2 separate regions of the Homo sapiens genome follow, and region 1 is linked to region 2. Evidence: chromatin loops called from intact Hi-C (ENCODE). Cell type or tissue: endothelial cell of umbilical vein. All regions are shown on one strand. Links, peaks and the distances in the headings refer to the core of each region. The heading gives the core; the rest is flanking DNA. Region 1 overlaps ZC3H15 (zinc finger CCCH-type containing 15). Region 2 holds the start of ZSWIM2 (zinc finger SWIM-type containing 2).

The links. A loop is a pair of places that touch in the nucleus more often than their neighbours do. Peaks named below come from ENCODE experiments on the same cell type or tissue, not always from the same donor. Only the 100,000 strongest peaks of a DNase experiment are listed, where the experiment ranks them.
Region 1: it touches region 2 in a loop (4-fold over the local background); 1 of 110 quality-filtered maps calls a loop at or near these places.

The regions. Positions count from the first base shown.
Region 1 is chr2:186,499,203-186,509,109 of GRCh38, forward strand. It overlaps ZC3H15 (zinc finger CCCH-type containing 15), which reads left to right. Exons shown (of 10, transcript NM_018471.3): 3 at 980-1,091; 4 at 2,071-2,223; 5 at 3,294-3,385; 6 at 4,830-5,012; 7 at 6,249-6,395; 8 at 6,538-6,639; 9 at 7,511-7,634; 10 at 9,341-9,907. The coding sequence ends at 9,531. Among named protein-coding and RNA genes, the nearest start is that of ZC3H15, 18 kb to the left of the region's middle. In endothelial cell of umbilical vein, for the core only: a CTCF peak has its summit at 5,047; a DNase peak (open chromatin) is centred at 5,099.
Region 2 is chr2:186,844,070-186,853,976 of GRCh38, forward strand. ZSWIM2 (zinc finger SWIM-type containing 2) reads right to left here and starts at 5,101. Exons shown (of 9, transcript NM_182521.3): 1 at 4,897-5,101; 2 at 3,650-3,726; 3 at 648-688. The coding sequence starts at 5,061. In endothelial cell of umbilical vein, for the core only: no CTCF peak of the experiment used is centred there; a DNase peak (open chromatin) is centred at 5,202; H3K4me3 peaks cover 890 bases.

The sequences.
Region 1 (9,907 bases), core at 1,217-9,216, 340 kb before region 2:
CCTCTTGCCTTTATTCTTGGATTCCCAATCCATCCTCTACAAAACTTGCCCTCTTGATATTTTATAAAATGTGACCTGACCTTGTTATTGGGTTACTTTAAACAGTTGAGAGAACTCTGTTCAAGCTACTGATGCAATCTAAGCATCTTACTGATGTTTCTCATACTTTATTCCTCTAGTCCCTGTAACTTTGCATTGGCTGGCTCTTTCTGTATTTCTTTTCTTGCCCATCAAGAAAAACTCATCCATAAGGTTATTGGCTCAATTTAGTTTTCTCAGGTATATGGGCATTCTTTGTTCCCAGAGCACTATGTACTATGTTACAGTTGTTGACATGTCTGTCATCCTGCTAGATTCTGAGCTTCTTTAAATAAGCATCTTTGTCTTTTCATTGTATTCTCTGTCATCTAACATAGGACCTGACGTATAAATGTTTGGATGAATCCTCTAATCATATTAGGTATGTAAATCGTGTGCCTGGAACTATGTTATATGTCATGTTTTGTTTTGAATTGTTTTGTTTAATATCCTACATTGACCTAACCCAGTGTTTTTCCATGAGGGCACTATATAGGTTTTTGGGGTGGTATAATTCATTATCATGTGGGACTGTACATTTCAGGATGTTTGCTTGTCTCATCTTCAAAATGAACCTGTACGTTTCTGGGGAGTGGGTTGTTTTCACAGAAGAATATTGCAGGTGAAAACTATTTGCTAAAAATGCTGAGCATGTAGTAAGTGCTTAATAAATGCTTGTTGCTGTAAGCTTTTGCTTTTAACTAGGCATGGTACCATCATTACAATTTTGTTTAATAGTTTAACCACAACATTGAATAGACTCTGTAAGGCCATTATAACACTGATGTTAAAAGGTAAGGACTGTAAATATGCAAGTGTCTTGTTATGGTAATGCTAACTTTGTAGTAAAAACAATTTTGTAAACAATCAAATTTACATTTTAAACCTGGGAATATTATAGGTAGCACAGAGTGAAGCTGAAAAGAAATTGAAGAAGGATGACAAGAAGAAAGAATTGCAGGAGCTAAATGAGCTGTTCAAACCTGTAGTTGCTGCTCAAAAAATAAGTAAAGGTAAACTTAAAATTTCAGAAGTGTGATTTTTTATCAAATGTAGTTTATGCTAAAAACTATTTATTTTGATGTTTATTTTCTTTAGATAATGAGACAGTTATGTCTGAATGAAAATGTTACTCCATCAAAATTACCTATGTCAGTGGGTTGCTTATGATTCCTCTGTATATGTTCACATCTGTGTCATTGTACAGCTGAACTGCAGCCATGCACCCCACACTTAAGGCAAAATTAGTAATTTAATAGACTGCTAATTGATTTATAACATTCAGTCTTTGGTAGTAGGTAAGCAAAGCCATAGTTGAATAAACTGTACGTCCCAAGTTTTTGGCACTGTTCTGTCATGTATGTTCATTTCTTTTTTGCCTTTTTTTGTTTTTGTTTTTGTTTTTGTTTTTTTGAGATGGATTGTTGCTCTGTCACCAGGCTGGAGTGCAGTGGCACCATCTCAGCTCACTGCAACCTCCGACTGTCTGGTTCAAGCCATTGTCCTGCCTCAGCCTCCCAGGTAGCTGGGATTACAGGCACGCACTACCACGCCCAGCTAGTTTTTGTATTTTTAATAGAGACGGGATTTCATCATGTTGGCCAGGATGGGCTCGATCTCCTGACCTCGTTATCTGTCTGCCTCGGCCTCCCAGAGTGCTGGAATTACAGGTGTGAGCCACCATGCCTGGCCTCCTTTTTGCCTCTTGCCCTATTGACATCAACTAGACAAAGCCTGTGAAATAGCCTATGTTCTTGTTTGGTTTCCCACTCTCTGCCACCTTTCATAGTCAGAATAAAAGAAACAAAAGTAGACATAAATGCTACAAAAAGAACTTTAAAGAAATGTCTTGCTAATCACCCATAAGTGCCGTTTTCCTCTCACATCAGTGAATGGAAAATAAGTTAACCAAAATTCATCATATTTCAGGTAGAATCTATACTTTACAGCCTGGCAGATTATAATACAAATACCATATGCCATTTGACATAGGTGCAGATCCCAAGTCTGTAGTATGTGCATTCTTCAAGCAAGGACAGTGTACTAAAGGAGATAAGTGTAAGTTCTCCCATGACTTGACTCTGGAGAGAAAATGTGAAAAGCGAAGTGTTTACATTGATGCAAGAGATGAAGAACTTGAAAAAGGTAATTTTTTTAAAAACACTCTCTTAAAAATAAATGTTGAATACTTTCGGTTTGCTACTAAGATATTTATTAAATTGAAGAACATTTCAATCTTAATAGACTGTTTATAAAAAATAATTAATTGGGTTTATTATTTTTTATAAAATCTGAAAATTACCATAATATGCCCTTTAAGTAAATGAAGATACTTTAAAAAACAGTGATTTATTTTGGAATTGTCTGTCACCCTTTCCTTCAGTACTACCTGCTCATTTATCCAAAGTACTTAGGAAGCTTTGGTGAATAATTTTCTTTTTTTTTTTTGAGACGGAGTCTTGGCTCTGTCGCCCAGACTGGAGTGCAGTGGCACGATCTCAGCTCACTGCAGTCTCCATCTCCCAGGTTCAAGCAATTCTCCTGCCTCAGCCTCCCAAGTAGCTGGGTCTACAGGGTCGTGCCGCCACGCCCAGCTCATTTTTGTATTTTTAGTAGAGATGGGGTTTCACCATGTTGGCCAGGATGGTCTTGATCTCCTGACTTCGTGATCTGCCCACGCTGGCCTCTCAAAGTGCTGGGATTACAGGCATGAGCCACTGCTCCGGCCTTGGTGAATAATCTTAAAACTATTTATTTCTGCCTTTGGTGTTTTAAGAAAACCGTGAGGCCAGGAGCAGTGGCTCATGCCTATAATCCCAGCACTTTGGGAGGCCAAGGCAGGAAGAATCACTTGAGCCCAAGAGTTCAAGACCAGCATAGGCAACATAATGAGACCCCATCTCTACAAAAAAATAGAAAAATTAGCCAGGCATTGTGTTGCATACCTGTAGACCCAGCTGCTTGGGAGGCTAAGGCAGGAGGAATTGATCGAGCTCAGTCAATCAAGGCTGATTGAGGGAGGTTAGGGCTTCAGTAGGCCGTGATCATGCTATCACACTCCATCCTGAGCAACAGTGAGACCCCGTCTCAACAAAAAGAAAAAGAAAAATGTGTTAAGCCATGAGTCTTATAACACAGCATTAGTGTCTAAGGAGATATGTGTTGTGGGAGTAGTAGATAAGATTACAGTATTTAATCTTCATTTCTTTATTTAGATACTATGGATAATTGGGATGAGAAAAAGCTGGAAGAAGTAGTGAACAAGAAGCACGGTGAGGCGGAAAAGAAAAAACCAAAAACTCAAATAGTATGTCCTTTTCTTGAATTGAGTTGCTGTGATATTTATCATTAGGGAGAATTATGTGGCAAGGTATTTGCTGCTATTTTCTATTAGATTATTCTGTAAGTTACTGGAAAATTTGATTTCATCAAGATAAGGTACACGAAGCTTTATTTTTGGAATTTACAAGTTAGATTTTATAGATTCTTGTTCAGAAATAGCTGAACAAGAATAAAACTATGTTACTGAAGTCCTTTAAATGCCATTTTCTGAGGTGAACGTTCTCAAATATGGATAAACAAAATTACATATCCAGACAAAAATCCCTATTTTTTTGCACAGAGTGGAAGGAGGCCTGTTAAACTAACCCACTTAATAATGTATTTAGTTTTAATAGGGATAGATTTTTAAATTTTAAGGTTTAAAATATTTCTACATATGAATTCCAAAATGAATTTTTGGTAGGTAGTGGCTCTAATTCCAGGAAATGTACCTTTAAAAATTGGTTCTTGATGTCTCAAACTTTGCATTTATGTCTATATTTATAGTGAAGTTACAGTAAAAAGTCTTGCTGTGCTAGAATAATTCTAAATACTACATTCATACACATCTGTTATGTTTGTTTTTGGGGGCGGATACTGTTTGTTAATTTTCTCTTACTTGCAAAGCTTAATACTTGAGGCTTAAATACAATTGTATCTTCTATCCATGTTGTGAAGGGTCACTCTCTTTGTGTTCCTTTTGTACCTTGCTCCTGTATACTGCTTGTGATTCATTTTTATTTAGGAAAGATCAAACCAAAGAAAATCATTTATTCTATTTATTTTATTTTTGAGGCGGAGTTTTGCTCTTGTTGCCCAAGCTGGAGTGCAGTGGCGCAATCTTAGCTCACTGCAACCTCTGCTTTCCGGGTTCAAGAGATTCTCCTGCGTCAGCCTCCCAAGTAGCTGGGGTTACAGGCATGTGCCACCACGGCCAGCTAATTTTTTGTATTTTTAGTAGAAGTGGAGGTTCACCATGTTAGCCAGGCTGGTCTTGAACTCCTGACCTCAGCAGGTGATCCGCCCGCCTCGGCCTCCCAAAGTGCTGGGATTATAGGTGTAAGCCACAACGCCTGGCCTGATTTTATTTTTTATAGCTAATTGTATATTCTGATTCGGGGGCGTACATTTACAAAGGGTAACTGAAACAAGTAAGTCATTTTCGTATGATTTAGAATTTAGAACAAATGAAAACTGTATAGATTCCCCTTTAAGGGAATTTGCCATTGTTCTACATATTTTAAGATAAACTTCTGTTGCATTTCTGCACAGAATAGAGGCTAGACAGAGCACCCTTATGTGCAGAAATGAATAGAATGTACTTGTGTAATATAACGTACTTGTGTGTATACTTGTTCCATATACTCAGGCATTTACCTTGGAAATGGCCTACACTGAGCCACCGCTTGTGAATAATATTGTCTCTATAGGTGTGCAAGCATTTCCTGGAAGCTATTGAAAACAACAAGTATGGCTGGTTTTGGGTATGCCCTGGAGGGGGTGATATTTGCATGTATCGTCATGCACTTCCTCCTGGATTTGTGTTGAAAAAAGATAAAAAGAAAGAAGAGAAAGAAGATGAAATTTCATTAGAAGATCTAATTGAGAGAGAGGTAACTGGTATCCTTTTCCTACCATAAAAACTGAAAGCAGTATTTATTGTGAAATTCTAATACTTACCACTTGGGGCAATAGCCTTTTATGAAAGGAAAAAAAAAATATTGTGATCTATTCCCAAAGTTGCCCTACTTTAATTATTCTTGTATGTGTAAAATGTTAACCTAGCCATAAACATTAGCCAATCATGACATTAATTTTAGGATTGTGAAACAGTCTTTTAAGTACTAGCTAATGGCTTATCAAATTATTTCTGTAAGATTGAGTTACTAAAAATGCTTAGTTCTCAGATTGGTTGAATTTTTATAGTTTTAGATTTTTCGCCCTGATATCTTTTTTCACTAGTATATTAGTTATTAGCATATGTACGGAAGAAGACAACACTCTAGTTTTTAAATTATATGTTTTATCAGCTCTGGACTCAAAACACTCACTCTGCTTATAGAAGGGAATGAGTCTGAAGAGGATATTCAGCTACTTGTCTTTGGCTCCGTACAAAACACAGTTTTATTCTATGAAAATTTTGAGATTATTAGAAACATTAGATTTAGGGTTGCATATTAAAAACTATATCCATTTTGCCTTATTATTTAGTGTCTCACTCAGGATATAACACACTATAATAGAAAATGTAGACTTCAGAATCAGGTATATTTGAGATGGTTTGTATACTGGTTCTGACACTTGTTAGCTATTCATCTTTGGTAAATTCCCCATTACCCTTTGTTCACCTATTTGTGGGGATCAGTGCATAGTGTGTGTAAAGCATTTAATACCTGGCAAGTGTTCAGCAAATTTTTTGTTCTATATATTTATTATTTGATTATTGGCCCTGAGGAGTAGGTGTTTGTTTGTTTGTTTGTTTGTTTAGTTTTATTTCTCATCTTCTCAGGAACACAAATGAAACTTGGATATTGTTATGGTGCTTTTTATAATATATTTATTATTTTCAGCAATTGATTCATGTTAAAACAATTTCTTATGACAAGTTACTCATCTTCAATGGTGAGAAGAAATCTAGCTCAGAATAATATATTTTTAGTGTTTGTATCTCTGGATACTCATTTTGCTCATTGCCACGTAAAGTAAAAAAATACATAAATTAGCTTATTCCAATGTAATATCTTCAGGATAGTCATGGGCAAGGAATTAATCACATTAAGAGATAACTGCAACTAAGCACTATTTGAGGTGACTTCTGTGGAAAAAAAATTAATTCTTTACCATTGCAGCGTTCTGCCCTAGGTCCAAATGTTACCAAAATCACTCTAGAATCTTTTCTTGCCTGGAAGAAAAGGAAAAGACAAGAAAAGATTGATAAACTTGAACAAGATATGGAAAGAAGGAAAGCTGACTTCAAAGCAGGGAAAGCACTAGTGGTATGTCTCAGGCTCACCCAAACTGATTCTTTATTCTTCCATTTTCAATTTCTGTGTCATGCAAGATTTTGTTTCTATTTCATCAGTGACAAGGAATGTTTAGATTTTTGTCCTGAGTTGATATATTTGTGTGTCTCAATAGATCAGTGGTCGTGAAGTGTTTGAATTTCGTCCTGAACTGGTCAATGATGATGATGAGGAAGCAGATGATACCCGCTACACCCAGGGAACAGGTGGTGATGAGGTAAGAGGAAGCTTTGTGCCTCATCTCCTTATGTTAATTGAAAGAAACAATAGAAAATACCACAACATGGTTAAGAGCCACCAACATCAGAGCCACAGTGCCTGGGTTCAAATCCTTACTCCAACCATGGGAAATTAATCTAGGCCTCCACCCTCATCTAATATGGACATAATGATTATCTCTACATCATAGTTTGTGAGAATTAATCGAGTTCATGAATTAGTAGTTCTTTATACAGCTTAGGACAGTGCCTAGTATGTGGTTGAGTGCTATATGTATTACCTGTAAAAAGTATGTTTTGTCCTCCCTCTAAAAGAGAGAGTTATTTTTTGGTTAATATTTTATGCTTAAAAGTTATGGGACAAGTGCACTAATTTAAAACTGCAGTGTAGGGAGCATGAGACAATAGCACAGTCATTTGGTTGTTGACAGATTTAGTAATAACAGATAACTTACTGTTGATTTTTTGTGTACTTACAAAATTCTGGCCTCTGGGTTGAAAGAAAAAAATTGTACTCTATATATAAAAATGTGATGGCAGAGGAAGAAGTTTCATATACCACCTTGCTATTCTTTTTAAACGAAGTTTAGAAAAAATAATTTTGAAAATAGATCTTTTGTTTTTGTTTTTTATAGAGACAAGGTCTGGCTTTGTTGCTCAGGCTGGTCTCAAACTCCTAAGCCCAGGTGATCCTCCACCTCGACCTCCCAAAGTGTTGGGATTACAGGTGTGAGCCTCCACACCTGGCCAGTAATTGGTCTTTTGTTTTCACTTGGATCAGTGATAATTTTGGCTCATTAAGATAAATGTCAGGAGTAAAAGAAAACTGTTCTTATTTGTAACAACTTTCTTTTCTATATGTTGTTAAAGGTTGATGATTCAGTGAGTGTAAATGACATAGATTTAAGCCTGTACATCCCAAGAGATGTAGATGAAACAGGTATTACTGTAGCCAGTCTTGAAAGATTCAGCACATATACTTCAGATAAAGATGGTAAGTATGCTAACTTTTGCCTAATTTTAAGAACTAGGAAGTTATCTAAAGGGGGTTATACCAGGCTTGGCAAACTTAGATGTGTGCAGGTACCAGATTGGTAACATAAATGTGTGGTTTGACCATAAATAAAAGCAGTAATAAATAGTGAAAGGCTGTAGACATGAGCAGCTGGGTGTATATTAAAATCATTAATGGAAACTAGAAGGAGACAAAAATGAGCTTGGAGTTAAAGTCAATGAGTTCACTTCGGGACCTCATGAGTTTGAGATTTTTTGATTATCAAAAGTGCACTGTCTAGGATATTGTGTAGACATGAACACCCTACAGAACATCAGTGTTATGGGGTAAGTAAAAGAAGAAATGCTTAGGAAAGACATTGAGAAGGTCAGAGAAAAATCAAGAAACAAGTTTCCAAAGAAGCAAGTAGGATGAAAAAGAATATAAATAAGTTACTGGTTGTAATTGGTTATAGGAATAGGGTGCCAGTTTCATTGAGACTGCAATGATAACGGTGAGAAGAAAAATGAATACAGTCCTCTCTCTCTTAATGTTTAGAGGGAAGACATGGTCATGGGAAGGGCTTTTTAGGATATGGAAAACCTAAATGTATCTGTAGCTCAGAGGAAGAGGATCTGGTAAGGAGGAGAAGTTGATGATAAAAGATTAGTTATAGAAGCAATACATGAAAGTATAAATAATGAGTTAGGTATGAGAATGGAGGGAAGGCTGTCTAGGATTGTTGGTATAATTTATGTCTAATTGTGCCTTGAGTTAGGTACTTGAAGAAAGGGGTAAAAGTTTGGCATGCTTGCTCTGGGAGAAAACAGCAGAAGAAATGCCCATTAAGGCAAAAGCTGAGACAGAAAAGGCTGAACATTATTTTTACAATAAAAGCACACAAGCTGTAACTTGAAAAACCAGCTTGCCCTCCCAAGATCTGAGAGTGTTAGCAAACCACTATCTTGCCAGTATTCAGATTGACTTGCTCTTTGTAGAAGTAGGGGCTTTGGTGACAATAGGCACAACTGCAAATAATTCAGAGATTATAAAATTCCCAAGACTTTGTCATCAGAGATGTTTGAAATAACTAAAATCTAAATTAGGCTGTTAAAAAATGTCTGTGTAATTGTCAATGGCATTGAACAAGAAAAGGCAGCATTTTTTTTCTCTCAGTTATTTATAACCTATAAGAAAAAGTAGCTGTATAGCACTATGTTTTTTTTTAACAATTTGATTACATGATGAAGATTTTCTGCTGTCACAATCACAGCATTACAACAGCATGATTTAAATACTATTTGCAAAACCAAAAGCCAAGTAGCTGCTTATATTACAAACATTTTTTTGGTTTCCATAACCATTTAGTCAAATAAAATATTATATGGAAATTGACTATTTAAAATCTAATTGCTAGGTCATGTAGGGAACACAGAGGTGTAGAAGATTGATCCTGCCCTCAAATGTATAAACCATTAAGTAGTCAAATGGCTACAGTGAAAAACAGTATTTTATAGTAGGTATAGATAATTGGCACAGATAAGCTCAGAAAAGAATGATCAGTTCTTGCTGGAGTAATTCTGGGGAAATGGCTTTCATGGAGAAAAGGAAAAGAGGAAGTGTAGTATCAGTCTATGTTGTCTATTGCTAATGTGGAATGGTGTTTTCTGCTTCTACGCCTTACTGATTCCAGTTTTTATATTTAGAAAACAAATTAAGTGAAGCTTCTGGAGGTAGGGCTGAAAATGGTGAAAGAAGTGACTTGGAAGAGGACAACGAGAGGGAGGGAACGGAAAATGGAGCCATTGATGCTGTTCCTGTTGATGAAAATCTTTTCACTGGAGAGGATTTGGATGAACTAGAAGAAGAATTAAATACACTTGATTTAGAAGAATGACACCAAACACATCGCTGAAAAAATTAAGTCAGCTCAGCACGAGTTGAAATTGACTACATTAATTTCTTTCCACCTAGAATCAACAGGATGTTTATTTCCTATGCTGATTCTGGAGGAGTTAACCTCCTGCAAAAAAGGCATCTTGTCCCTACATCTTCTCTTCTGACTTTGGCTACATCTCATAGTAAGTTCAGAGTAGTTCATGATAAATTGAAAATATAATGGTCATTGCAGAAAATGATTGATGTTGTAACTGTCCACCCAAGTAAGAAGTGTATCTGCCTTTCCATCTTTTGGTTTTCATTTGGGCATGTGCTATTACCAGAAACAACAAACTTATATTTAAAATACCCTTCATTTGACACAGTTTTTAATG
Region 2 (9,907 bases), core at 1,140-9,139:
AGTATTGGTCAAACAATTCCTTAACTGCAGTTAACCCTTTGACAATGACAGTATCTTTATTATAAGATGTACAAATTTAAGTGACCTGTATTGCAATTATTTTTCTTTCTCTCTTATTTTTGAGAACTCTGGAATTTAAACTTATATAAATATATAACTGACTCCAAACTCAATTTAAGTACTCACTTAAAAACTACATTTTACTCTGCTTTTGTTTAGCAAAACAATTTCATTCAGCAAACATTTTTGAATAAAATAATGTGCCATGCCAACAGTCTATTTCTGGGATCTAAAAAAATCACATTTGCTATTTTTCTCACAATTAAAATAATTTTAGACACAGAAACCACTGTAACCTTTTCTTAGAATACATAAATGTTTTCCTACTTAATAACTGGCCATTGTTTCATACCTGTTTTTATTAAGTGCCTATGAGTTTGAAAATGACATATAAAGTTACATTTTTTTAAAGATGAAAAATGTTCCAAGTGTCTTAAGTTTAAGAAGCTGAGCTACTGATAGTTACGATTCCCTAGAAAAGTAACCATCTAAATTTAGAAAATGTTAAATAAAACATTCTTATATTTGTTAACTTCAAAGTAGTAAAATAAAAAAAAAACACAAAAAACCCAAACCCCAAAACTTACATTCATGGTTCCTTGGAAGCTTGAATTTTTTCAACAAGACCCTAACATTCACAAGTAGAAAAAAAATCAAGACATTTATTTTTGGCATAAACTCAAAAGACATTTAAAAATATTTAGAATAGAAATTGAATTATAAGATTTATATTATGGAAAGTGTTATGAATAAACTTAAAAATCATCAATTTTCTGTTATAATAGTTGTTAAACTTATGTTTTAAAATAAGCATATGTGAAAAAAGTATGATTAATGAAAACAAATGACATTTGGTGTGAAGAGATTTGTCAGAGAGAGTCCATGTATTTCTTACGACATACAGTTATTCAAAGGGAAAGGATAATGAGGGGATTTAGGTTTTTATGGTACTGCCTTTAAACTTCTCTGGAAAGGCAGTAATTTTCTGGATAGTGTACCAAATGGCTGTTTTCCTACATATACCTCTCTAACGCATGATATAAAAAAATTTTTTTTAAATTTTACCAATAAAATGGAATGCGACTTTTTAAAAAATGTGGGAAATGCCTATTAAATTATTATTCAAAGATACTAAATATACTTTAGTATATGAAGCACTTTGATTATATTTCCATTTACTTAATGGTTACAATATTGTACAACATGAGTTATATAATAATCAAAAGAGAATACCCTTCCCCTGACATAAAATGAAAATGGAAAAAAAACTATTTTAAATATAATCATAATACCAAATTGTAAGTTGTGAAAGGACCATATTTTATCTTTATGTCAACTAGAGTAAATAACTTGTGTTACTAGATGCTTAATAAAAAGTGATCGAAATAAAAGAGCAGAAAACTTAGTAAAAACATTAGAAATAATTATATAACTTTTTTACTTCTAAAGAAAAGCACTAGAAATGGGAAAGTAAGTCATAATCTTTTCTTAATTTCTTATTTTTTCATGTTAACTATCAAATAAATTAAAATAATATTAATAATTTGTTAGTATGAGTATAGGTAGGCAAAACAAAATGAGTTGATTTGTATTTAAGCTTAAGGAACTTTTTTTTCATTTCTAAAGGTCAATTACCCTACAAATAGATTCTCACACTAGAGGAAAAATTTCAGATTTAATAGACATAATCTTCAATAGAGTTCTACTTCTATCTTGAAAGATTTATAGTTAAAGTCAACAAAATTATACACTGGGGAAATAACATCCTATTCAATAAATAGTGCTGGGAAAATTGCAGCCATATGCAGAAGAATAAAAGTGGACTCATAACTTTCACCATATACAAAAATTAACTCAAGATGGATTAAAGACCTAAATGTGAGACCTTAAACTACAAAAACTCTTGAAGAAAAACTAGGAAACTCTTCTGGACATTGGCCTGGGCAAAGAATTTATGATCAAGTCTTCATAAGAAAATGCAACAAAAAGAAAAATAGTTTAATAGACTTAATTAAACTATAAAGCTTCTGCACAGCAAATGAAACAATCAACAGAGTGAACAGACAACCTAAAGAATGTTAAGAAATATTTGCAAACTACGTATTTGACAAAGAGCTAACATCCTGAATCTATAAGGAACTGAAACAACTCAACAGGAAAAAACCTAATAACCTCATTAAAAAGTGGGCAAAGGACATGAACAGACATTTTTCAAAATAAGATATACAAGTGGCCAACAAACATAATAAAATGCTCAACATCACTAATCATCAGAGAAGTGGAAATTATAACCACAATGAGATATCATCTTATACATGTCATAATGACTATTATTAAAAGGTCAAAAAACAACAAATGTCGATAAGGACCTGGAGAAAGGGGAATGCTTATATACTATTGCTAGGAATGTAAATTAGTTCAACCTTTATGAAAAACAGTACGGCGATTTCTCAAAAAACTAAAAATAGAACTACCATGACCCAGCAATCCTATTCCTGGGTATATGGCTACTGGGCAAGAAATCATTATATCAAAAGATAGCTGAACTCATATGTTTATCACAGCACTATTCACAACAGCAAAGATACGGAATCAACCTAAGTATCCATAATGGTGGGCATAAAAATATACCACATTAATAAAATGTGTGTATAAACATATATATATACACACACACACACATATATATATATATATAATGTAATAGAACTCAGCCATAAAAATTAATGAACTCATGTCTTTTGTAGCAGCATGGATGGAACTGGAGGCCAATATCCTAAGTTAAATAATTCGGAAATAGAAAGTCAAATACTGCATGTTCTCAGTTGTAAGTGAAAGCTAAACAATGGGTCACATGGACATATAGAGTGAAATAAGACATCAGAGACTACAAAAACTGGGAGGGTGGGAAGGGAGTAAGGCTGAAAAATCACTTATTGGGTACAATGTTCACTATTGGGGTGATTAGTACACTATAAGTCCAGACTTCACCACTATGCAATATATGCATGTAAGAAACCTGAACTTTTTATAAAAAATAAATAACCTGAACTATTTATAAAAATACATGAAAATTTAAAGTGATTCATAGTCAAATGTTAACTGAAAAGGAAAATATTTTGAAACTTGACTGCCATAGGCCAATACGGAAAAGGTGAACACTTTCAACCTATGTATACATGTAGAAAATGGAACATTTGATATTCAAGAAAACGTGATTTTGGAAACACAATTTGTGGAAGCACAGCAATATCTCAAATGAACCATATAATTATCAGCAGTGATGGGATCAGGATTTTTCCCCCGTTTTATAGTTAGATTTCACATTTGTACATGAGAATCTAAAATTGATTTTTTCTATTTAAAAGCATTAACATTATAAAATGGTTCTCAATTTAAATGTTATTCAATTTTCAGAATAAAATGAAATACTGAAAAATTTATTGGTAAGCTATGACCATTTTAACTTTATATTCCCCAAACACCAAATTTCTTTAATTTTGTTGTTATTGAAACCATGACAAAGGCAAAATATTTAACACACCAAGATGTTCCTTCATGGAAGATCTTCATTTGAAAAGTCACTTACCAGCAGATATGCTTACAAAGTTCCCCTCCTTTCGGAAATGTGGAACAGTTACAAACGTGAGGATTTCCTAGAAAAACCTTTAAAGGAAAAATGCATACTTAAAAAGACCAGTAAAATTTGAGAGTTAGAGCAAAACTGAGTTAATAAAAGAGATTTGAAGAGGTAATTTAGTTTAGGTGATTCAAAAAGGTTGAATAGATTCTACTGGAGAATCTTAATTCTTGATACTAGTCTCTAGGCTTCATTATTTATCTTTGTTAGCAAATTAACAAATTAGGATGGTTTTAAAGTGACCTGCCCTTAGGCAGGTGAAAATAAATCTAATTCCCAAAGTCAGAGAAGAAAAAAAGCAAATATCAACCCATAAATTCCTCACAGTAAGGAAATTCTACTTTGGGGTGGAGCTAAGCACCTTTTGTAAGGTAGCTCATTTTGGATTTTTGTTTGGTGCATTTGAGTCGGTGAATTTATTTAATTTTATTCAAGAGGACAAAATTTATTCACCAAGACTAGTTTGGCTAAAACTATTAAATACAGTAAGTATTGAAGCAACAAAGTAAAAAAAGATGCTTTAAATAAGCACAGACTAGTAAATTGCATTCAATTCTTAAACTTCACGGCACTAACGTAAAATTTTGTAAGTCAACTCCTAGGAGGTAGTGCAGTGGCTAATTTTTGAGTGGTTAAGGATGGGATATGCAATTATGAAATATCTGTGGTCTTTCAGTAAACTTGAATTTTTATTCATTAATATCTTTCCAAGGTATTGCCATTTAAACCATCCTTTAATAGGGCCTTCATACAGTTTCAGAGTGAGCAAAGAGTAAAGGGAAACCTATTTATTTATTTAGAAAATATTTACAGTATGCTAGCAGATTGTAGAATTTTCATTTCGTTTGATTTACAGGACTAAGGACCACTAACAACAGATCCAAGAACACATGTAATGCCAACCAGGTATTCATACGCCTCTGACATTTTCAAGCCTAAAGATCAAGAGCCATCATCTTTTACAAGAGTTGCAGTTTGGTCTTAACCTCCAAAAAAGAAACTTCTAATAAATACTATTTCCTTCTGTAATTTCACGTATTTTAGAGTCTGGAACACTCGTGGGAAGGCGCTTTCGGGGGTGAGGCAGCAAGTATCCGCAGAGATTGTGATGGTGGCTACGCACATTGGGTATGCCAGTGGGGGAACCTGGTGGGCGGGGATGATGGCCAACTGGGGGCGGTAGGGGCGGTAGTTACTCGGAAATCCATGTATTCCGGCTCCTCCTCCCTCAGCAGGAAGCCAGTGGGGCCCATCTCTCGTAGGAGGTAGATGCTGCTACTCAGCGCCTGGTCTTGGTGCCAGCTGAGCCTCTCGCTCAAGTGTCTTCGCCTTTCAGAGGCCTTATAGCCTCGGCGAAGCATGCTGGGTGCGGGCGGAGGCGGCCCCTCTGCTCGGCTCACTGAGGCGCCAGCCGGTCTCCAAGACGACGGCGTGCAGGCTGGTTGCCTTGGTGACGGTGGTTGGGCTCGGGGTGTCCCGGTGTGCCCTGCGCCGAAGAAGAGCGGGCGACAAAGGTGCGGGATGGCATGGATTCTGCAACTCTCCCCAGCCTCCACTGCGTTTCGAAGCGACGCCCTTGACTGAGGAGTGTTTTTAATAATCATCTGGCCGACTTGGAAGCTGGAGGCCGAAGGCATAGCTGTCAATTTTCTTGCGTTCCTTCTGCTTCCTCGGGGCAGAGATGGTGAAATCTACTTGTTAGGACAGTTGCAAACCCGATTGCAGTCTGGGCTCTGGATGCTGAAATTATCCTGTGATGATTCATCATCTTTAACAGAAAGCCGAGGTTACAGAGCCCAGAGTGATTTTTGACGTTCCACAATATTCCACGAACATTTTCTGATTGCTCACTATATGCATAGATTGACTGAGTCTCTGGGGGAAAGATGTAGAAGACAGGAGTTCTAAACCCTAGGAAGTGCATCACCGGTAGTGGCGCCGGCTGTAGTCCCAGCTACTTGGGAGGAAACCAGATCCTTAAGTCATTTCTCTCTGCCTCTCTCTCTCTCTCTCTCTCTCTCTCTCTCTCTCTCTGTGTGTGTGTGTGTGTGTGTGTGTGTTGGAGGGGAAATGGTCTTCCAAGTGAGGGAACATTTTTTAATTGCATGTTTGGGTAGGGGTGGGTGTTGGGGATGGTACAGCCAGAATGGTGGATGGTGGTACGTCCTGAATGGTGGCACAGAATCCATTGACTATGGGTACATGAAACTTACAAATCTGTATACTAAGGAATAAGAGTTTCAAGGTATGCAATGTTTGTACCTCCAATAATTTAAATTGTCTCTGAGGTTTGTTTACCACATTTTAGGGGGAAAACTGTAATAAAGTATGGGTCAACATTTTGAGTCATAATTACTGAAAAAAGAAGCCACATTACTAGAATCTCTATAGGAAATTAAAAGCAGGAGATAGCACTACTTGGAGGTCCAGTAACCTTTGCCTTGGTGGCCAAAGATAGAGCATATTTGTCCTATTTTATCATGGGCAGAAATCATAACTAGATTATGTCAACAGCAGGAGAGTTCTCAGAAAATGGCAAGGGCAAAAGATGAAAGAAGATGATGGTAATGGCAGCTTTCACAGGTGAGACACCTGGATAAACATCATCCAACCCTTAAAGTCTTAGGTCTAAGGTCTAAGGTTTTAATTTACTAAATTTTATTTTTATTCTCCTATTCTGACTAATAACAACTCACATTCATACTACCATACTCCCAACTTTAGAATCAATTTAATGGTACTAGATGTTAAAGAAATACATTATAACATTAGAAAAAAACTCACATATCAAGAGCAAAAGAAATTATAAATTGGATTAAATTATTTTACATATTGATATGTATAATTTTAAAAACTCAATAAATTAATGACTCCATATTTGCTATATAATATGATGAGTTGGGCTTCAGAGTGAGGACATTTTATTCAACCATCAATTTTTTTTCTCTCTCTCTTTATATACATGTGTGTACATATAAAATAAAGTTATAAAATTTTTAAAAGCAAACAGCAAAAATTGTTAAAGCTGTTGTGTTTTAGTTATAGCTAGTGATACTTGTTTACTTGCTCCATGTATAAGTGATAAACATTTTCAAAGGGTCGCATGTTTAAGACACAATAGTCATTATATCAATGGAATATAGGTTCATAAATTCCATTTTGGGGGATGGTAAAAATAATGGTGTTTATGCTTTCATAGAAGTTAAAAAGTGAAAGCACAGATTGCTAGACAGAACTTCATTCTATTTGTAAGATATTTGTTTTGATATCTGTCAGTTATGACTTTAAAAACATTTTTATAGTCAGGTGACTATCCCATATGTTTGCTTCATCTCTTAAGAGTGTGTGATAGGGGTAATATTTTGAAAATATTAAATTGGAGAATTAAATATCCTCCTTCAGGTATATTTTGTGGCATATTTCCCCATGTGAGAGGGAGGTGATTACTGCAAAAAACAAAGCTGTGGGCTGGGTGCGGTGGCTCATGCCTGTAATCCCAGCATTTTGGGAGGTCAAGGCTGGGGGAATTGCTTGAGCTCAGGAGTTTGAGACCAGTCTGGGCCACATGGCAAAACCCTGTCTCTACAAAAAATACAAAAATTAGCTGGGCGTAGTGATGCGTGGCTGTAGTCCCAGCTACTTGGGAGGCTGAGGTGTGAGGATCACTTGAGCCTGAGAGGTGGAGGTTGCAGTGAGCAGAGATTGTGCTGCTGCACTCCAGCCTGTGTGACAGAGTAAGACCCTGTCTCAAAAAAAAAAAAAAAAAAAAAAAGATGCTTGAGTTTCATGGATCAATAAACCTGAGTTTCTTGGATTAATTTTTAGCCTCTTTAGCAATACAATTGTCATGAAAGACAGGTATTAAAAAGTTATGATGGCTCCCGTTAAGACAGAAAAAACTGAACCTAGAGTATTAGACCTTGGAATTATATGGAAAAGAATGCTCTAGGAAGTAGGAAGAAGAGTGATGGAAGTCACTAGAAGAAGTCAGCTTGCCAGTCTCCAAATGGGCATGTGTGAGTTGGGTTGAGGGCGGAATATATGGAGTGATGGATTGAAACATTGAGATGAGTTTAAGATGACTGAATACCTGGAGCAGGTGTGTGTGTATAGCATACTTCTGTAATGGTGTTAGAGAGTTGCAGGCTACTAGGAAACTTCAGCTTTTTGCCATGTCTAACACATGGCAAGCAATATTCAGAGGTGCCTGTGGAAGACAGGTAAATGATCTGGTTCTCAAGGATTAAAAACATGAAATGGATACAAGAGTTTGTGTTTATTTCTAGAGATCAGGCACAAAAGAAAGGCAGAATACTGGTATCTGACAAAGAAGATACAGAATTAATTGACTTCAAGACTGGAAGCAAATAGAACTAAGGATTCCAGAGGGAGGCACCAGCACAACCACCTTAAAAAAAGTCAAAACTCGCAACTCATTGTTCACTAACAAGGAACAATTCAGACTGCCCATATTGCAGAAGTGACCAGCAAGAGTCTAGGGGACACTGTGTAAATTTAAGGTCATCAGCTTTTGTTATCAGACACGTGTTTACAGAGCTTTTATTTCCTCATACACTCATGTATCTTTTTGAGATGAAATAGGGAATGAGTGGAAATCTAAAATTCTAGGCATTTTATCCTTAATAGTGATTATGATGGTCTTAACATTCCACTTAGCTTGACTAAACTTTAGACAGATTTTTTCCTGACTGTAGATTCTTGACCTCCCTTTTCTTAGAGTATTTACTTCGGAAAACTTGGAATTATAAATTCTTTCTCTACCCCTTTAAGATGTAAATATTCTTGCAGCCTCTTGTAGATGTGACAACTAGTCATGTCTTTCTCAAGGACCTGGGAGGCATTCTTTGAAATAGAATCAACAATAAAAATAGTGCTCTCGTATCCTAGTCTTTGCAGCAGCATAGAAGCCTAATTTAGATAAGTGCCAATTAGCAAATACAGGTGGCTTAGTCACATTGGCCAACCTTCACCCTAAAGTCCTCCAGTACTTTTCCACTAGTTTACCTCCAGGTGCAGGAAACCACCATGGCACGTGTGAATCTATGTAACAAAACTACACGTTCTGCACATGTACTCCAGAACGTAAAGTATAATAATAATAAAAAATATAAAAACTGCCACCTTTTGTTTCAGTAGTCATGTTTAATCTCACTCCCATATTGCAGTAGACTTTAATAAAGTCTTCCTTGCTTGTTTAACTCCATCCAATGCAGTTTTTCTTTGACAGTGAACACCATTTATCTAAAAGACTATTTGGTAATTAAGTCAGGCTAAATTATATTTTGCTGAGTTTTTTTCTTGTGAACAAAGAAAGTGAAGTCTATCAAAAGCAACTGGACCATTTATAGAGAAAATATTTTAAACTTTTTGCACATAAAAGTGTAATATGAATAAATATATAACCCACTATGAGTGTGACTGGGACTTTAAGATGCCAGAATAAGTAGATAATGTTAGTTTCTCCCCCATTGACTAGCCTAAAAAAAGTCAGGTTTCAACCTCTGACAATGAAGAGAACTAAAGAGGGCTGAGGTAGGCAGAATTTTCAGAATGACCCCAGTGACCCCAATGACCCTTACCCTTGTATAATTTCTTCCTCTGTGAATATGTAGTGTTATGTGACAAAAGAGATTTTGCAGGTATAATTGTGGTTACTAATCATTTGATTTTGAGTTAATTAAAAGGGAGATAACTATGGTTGGCCTCATCTTATCTCATAAACTCTTTAAAGGCAGTTTTCTCTGGCTGGTGACAGAAGGAGAAGTCAGAATGGAAGCAATTTTTTTTTTTTTTTGGCCAGCTTTGAAGATGGAAGGGGCCATGTGACAAGGAATTCTGTGGCCTCTGGAAGAAGAAAGTGGCCTCTGGCTGACCACCAGCAAGGAAATGGAGTCCTTAGACCTTGAGCAGCAAAGGACTGGATTTTTGGCAGCAACTTGAATGGGCTTGAAAGCAGATTCTTCTGCAGAGCTTCCAGAGAAGAGCACAGTCTGGATAACACATTGATTTCAACCTTGTGAGACAGTGAGCAGAGAGCCTAGCTGAGACTGCCTGTACTTCTGACCTATATATCTGTAAACTGGTAAATGGATATTGTTTTAAGTCACTAAATTTGTGATAATTTCTTTTGCAGCAATAGAAAAAGAATATGGGGCCACTGGCAAATTAACAGTTTCAACAACCTAC